Regions from separate parts of the Homo sapiens genome. Here region 2 is linked to region 1. A link is an interaction called in ENCODE POLR2A ChIA-PET data of the cell type or tissue named here. Cell type or tissue: GM12878. All regions are shown on one strand.

Region 1 (2,500 bases):
ACTGGGCATATACCCAGATGAATAAAAACCATTCTGCCACAAAGACACACGCATGCGAATGTTCACTGCAGCACTATTCACAATAGCAAAGACATGGAATCAACCTAAATGCCCATCAGTGACAGATAAGATAAAGAAAATGTGGTCCATATACACCACGGAACGCTATGCAGCCATAAAAAAGAACGAGATCATGTCTTTTGTGGGAACACACATGGAGCTGGAGGCTATGATCCTCAGCAAACTAACGCAGGGACAGAAAACCAAATACTCACTTATAAAGTGCGAGCTAAATGATGAGAACTTATGAATACAAAGAAGGAAACAACAGAAACTGGGGTCTACTTGAGGGTAGAGGGTGGAGGGTGGTAGGAGGGAGAGGAGCAGAAAAGATAATTACTGGGCTCTGGACTTAACACCTGGGTGATGAAATAATATGTACAACAAACCCCCATGACACATGTTTACCTGTGTAACAAACCTTGACATGTACCCCCAAACCTAAAATAAAAGCTAAAAAAAAAAAGTTACCAAAAATAAATAAATAAAAATGCTCAGGATATTCAGAAAAAAAGAAAAAACTGAAAAAAGTGGGAAAAAAATAGAAAAACAAAAGAAGGACAGATTTACCCAAATACAATCTTTAAATGGTAGGATAATTGCTAGATGAAAAAGAAAAGTTTGCACTGATACATAACAAACTCGTCATGGTGGTTTATTAATTATTTATATAATTTAAAAGTGGTTTTTTAAACAAATTGCTAGACATTTCTGAGCCAGAAGCGAGGTGATTTCTCTAAGATGACTCTGGCTACTTAGGACTCTTATTCCTACCTTCAACTGGTTTGTTGGAAAATCCATGTACAATTTAGTATTTATAAAACTTTGCCAACTGCTATAATAATGGCAGCCACTGAAATTACGTTGTTAATGAAGTGTGGACCAGGAGCCAGAAGTGTAGCAGGAAACAGACACTAAACAGAAGTCAACGTCAGTCACCCGGGCCTCCCCAGGTCTAGGGAGCTTTCATGGACCTCTATGATCCAAACTAAAAGATCTTTGAAAACCGGCAGTGGGACAGAAGGTGTTTTTTATGAAAGGCTGGAGCTTTAAACTTTGCCTAAAATACTTGGCTTCCTCCAAATAGTGCCTGGATAAATTGGGGGTCGTCTTCAAGAGGAATTCTCTCTGAGGATAAGCTCTGAGTATACAGTAAGTTTAAAATGAAGAGCACAATCATTCCTGTAGTTATTAGAGATTAGTCATATCAAGGCCTGTCCCCTTCTCCACCCGCAAAGAGAGCAATGACAAAAATACATGTCCAAACATGCCCTCAAAGACTTGTAGTTTTACTTAGGCTTCAAAAATACACTGAAGCTCTTATAAGGGCTTTTGGTATGGAAAACAACCATCCTAAGTAAGTTTTTTAAAAGACTTTTTATGCTTTAAGACTACAGCTAGTAAGCCATAAGTACAACTCATTACAATTTCAAATGGCAAGGGGTTAATTCTTGGAAGACCATGGTACAAGGGAAGCAACTGTGCGAGCTGAATTATCTCAAAACAAGGACTGTACCATGTGGAGGGCCTGGTTTCCAGATTTGTGTTCCTAAAGACTAGAATGCTGAAAGAAACAAAAGGCCCAAACTTACACAAACCCCACATGCTCACAGACTGGCAACTCTAATTCCCAGGCACGCTGACTCACCAGGGTTTACTGCTCAGCTCCTGCTGCTGAGTGAGGCATGGGCACCCAGCGAGATAAGAGGATTTCCTGGCCTCCATCTGACCCACCTACCCCAGGCCACTCACCCCGCCCCCACTGGACAGATGCTTCATCCTAGCAGCTTCCTCCAAATCCTGGCGCCAAGGCCTTCAGGTAGGGACAGAACAGATGGGGCTCCCAAAGAGGCCCTAATCCCATTGAGCCAACCAGCCCTCCATGTAAGAGTATCTTTTGACTACCTGACACAGCAGAACCAGCTGAAACCTGAAAGCTTTTAACATGACCAGCAGATGAAAAAAAGGAGAAGAAAATTAGTTTCAACAGATGATCAATCAGCAAATGCCAGAAGGTTGGATCGTTCTTCCACTCTGGTCTCTTTCTTTGAAATGCCCCCATTCCATTGAGTGTTGAGGCGAGTGGTGGTCTAAACCCAGAAGAAAATATCTCCAGATCTGGTAAGTATGGTCCCCCGATTACTCTGATTACTGCCCAGTGGTCTACCTTCTTCTGTGTCTACCCCCTTCTCTGGGAAAATACTTTTGCTCTCCCAGAGCTTTCCCCAGGCTCCATCACAGTGCCCAGCCCCATGGCCCAGGCTGGCAGCACTTCAAGTGTTTTAAAGTTGAAGGTCTCCCGTAGACTCACTAGCTGATGGCTAACAGCTAATAATAGCAGTCATCAATTATTGAGCACTTGATACGGTGCCAGGCACTATGCTAAGCACTTTTGGGGACATGAACTCACATATACTCATCACAGCCTCATTTAAAAACA
Region 2 (2,500 bases), 290 kb after region 1:
GGAAGGAAAGGGAAGAACGGGTGTCTATTCCCGGATTTTTCACAGCAAAACTTGAAGATTTCCAAAAGTCTAATTCAGCAAAAATGATATTTCAAAGCAGACAACAAAAAAATGTGATGAATACACTTGTTCAGTCAAGGGCATCTAACATGCCAATTGGCCCTCTTCCCACATATTCCCAACACATTAAAAATACAGGTAAATCGGCCAGACACGGTGGCTCACACCTGTAATCCCAGCACTTTGGGAGGCTGAGGCAGGCGGATCTCCTGAGATCGGGAGTTCAAGACCAGCCTGACCAACATGGATAAACCCTGTCTCCACTAAAAATACAAAATTAGCCAGGTGTGGTGGCACATGCCTGTAATCCCAGCTACTCAGGAGGCTGAGGCAGGAGAATCACTTGAACCCAGGAGGCGGAGGTTGCAGTGAGCCGAGATCACACCATTGCACTCCAGCCTGGGCAACAAAGAGCAAAACTCTGTCTCAAAATAAAAAATAAAAAAAAAAAATACAGGTAAAACAAGAAACGTCTTAAAATTCACACCTACCTTCTGAGATGAGCAATCCATGTCACCCATGGTGTCCACTCTAATTGTAGCTATTTTTTTAAAATGAATAAAGAGCTTTCAGCTTCTCCAGGGATGTGCCTCTCCTATCCAGTTGGTCTGAAATTCACACTTCCTTATAGCATAATGGGGATGACACCAACAATGGAACTTTCCAGATGTTCTGAAAGCTCTGTTCATGAGGTTGCCTCTCTGAGGTCATAGACTTTGGCCCGCTGAGGAGTTCCCTGGTAAAAAAGGAGAGAAAGGGAAGCTAGAGATAAGGGGACAGCACTGGGTTTCTGCTGCGCTTTTGGCTCTGGTTCCTAGTCCCCCAGCGGTGGCCACGCTTCCTTTCCCTTGAGTGCTTCTCTCTTGGAAATTTTCCAGAAACACACTGAGTTCACTGCAGAGGAAAGACTGAAGCAGAGTTACACATTAATACAGAGAAGAGGGAGACTCACCCCTCCAAACAACATCCTGGCAGCCCGAACTGTTCTCCCTCCTCCTCCCTGGACTCTTAACACTGGCAGTGCTTGTATGCAGGCGCTGGGCACAGTAACCATGTCTCAGCGTCTGTTGCTAAGGGAAGGAGGGGCCTCTGCGGTGCCTACATACAAGACTGGGCATGACCTAGCTCTGTGAGCTGGTGTCTCCCTTTGCTGGAGGCCCAGGTGGGCAGCAGGAAGTGTTGGTGACAGAAGGGAACATGGGAAGGTGTTTAGCAATGTTCCAGGAATAACAGAGGCAACAGCAATAAAAGACCTTTGGAGACGTCGAAAAGCACAGAGTATGGTGGTTAAGTTCTTGGGATCTACAATTGGACAGGTCATACTTCAGATCCTACTCTTCTCATTAATTAGCTGTGTGGCTTGGCAAGTTGTTTAATCTCTCCAAGTGTCCTTTCCGTCTGTAAAATGGCAATAATGTGAGTCCCTACTTCATAGGGTTGCTTTGAAGGGTTAACGGGATAACGTGTACAGAGCGATTTGCATATAGTAGAAGGATAACTGATATTTTCCCAGTTTTTCCCCGTTTTTTTTTTTTTTTTTGAGACAGAGTCTTGCTCTGTTGCCCAGGCTGCAGTGCAGTGGCGTGATCTCAGCTCACTGCAAGCTCTGCCTCCCGGGTTCACACCATTCTCCTGCCTCAGCCTCCCACCAGTGCGCCCAGCTAATTTTTTGTATTTTTAGTAGAGACGGGGTTTCACCGTGTTAGCCAGGATGGTCTCAATCTCCTGACCTCGTGATCCGCCCACCTCGGCCTCCCAAAGTGTGGGATTACAGGTGTGAGCCACTGCGCCCAGCCCAGTTTTTCCCCATTTTAACACTAAGTCCTGCATCCTGGGAGCAATCTCAGTCCTGGGCAAACTGGGATAGTTTGATCACCCAACACAGTCAATGCTCTATAAATGTTGTGGCTAACATCAATATTACGATAAACACAGAAATACATGTGCACATACTCAAAAGTAACAATATTAGCTGCCGCCCGAATATTAAAAGCACATGTTCCATGGTCACTGTGAAGTTCTCTCAAAACCAAGTTAGACTTAATGAGTTTTTTGGGGGTGCCATGCTTGCATATCTTTTTTTTTCATTCAATTTCCCCCCAAACACCACGATATTCCCATTTTAAGGATAAGGAATCAAAACTGAGAGATATGGGCCAGGTATGGTGGTTCATGCCTGTAATCCCAGCACTCTGAAAGGCTGAGGTGGATGGATCACTTGAGGTCAGGAGTTTGAGACCAGCTTGGCCAACATAGTGAAACCCCATCTCTACTAAAAATACAAAATTAGCCGGGCATGGTGGTAGTCGCCTGTAATCCCAGCTACTTGGGGGGCTGAGGCAGGAGAATCGCTTGAACCTGGGAGGGAGGTTGCAGTGAGCACAGATCATGCCACTGCACCCCAGCCTGGGCAACAAGAGCGAAACTCCATCTCAAAAAA

What was found. Peaks named below come from ENCODE experiments on the same cell type or tissue, not always from the same donor. Only the 100,000 strongest peaks of a DNase experiment are listed, where the experiment ranks them.
Region 2: POLR2A ChIA-PET joins it to region 1 with 5 read pairs; 3 of 35 experiments call an interaction of 5 or more read pairs at or near these places.

What each region holds. Positions count from the first base shown.
Region 1 is chr16:20,864,635-20,867,134 of GRCh38, forward strand. The region is part of intron 1 of DCUN1D3 (defective in cullin neddylation 1 domain containing 3); the gene reads right to left. Among named protein-coding and RNA genes, the nearest start is that of DCUN1D3, 34 kb to the right of the region's middle. RefSeq lists enhancers at 959-2,158, 1,131-1,500, 2,266-2,500. In GM12878, no CTCF peak of the experiment used is centred here; a DNase peak (open chromatin) is centred at 1,287; H3K27ac peaks cover 2,500 bases.
Region 2 is chr16:21,149,739-21,152,238 of GRCh38, forward strand. It overlaps DNAH3 (dynein axonemal heavy chain 3), which reads right to left and starts at 1,108. Exons shown (of 62, transcript NM_001347886.2): 1 at 1,013-1,108; 2 at 552-796. The coding sequence starts at 581. In GM12878, no CTCF peak of the experiment used is centred here; no DNase peak of the experiment used is centred here; H3K27me3 peaks cover 265 bases.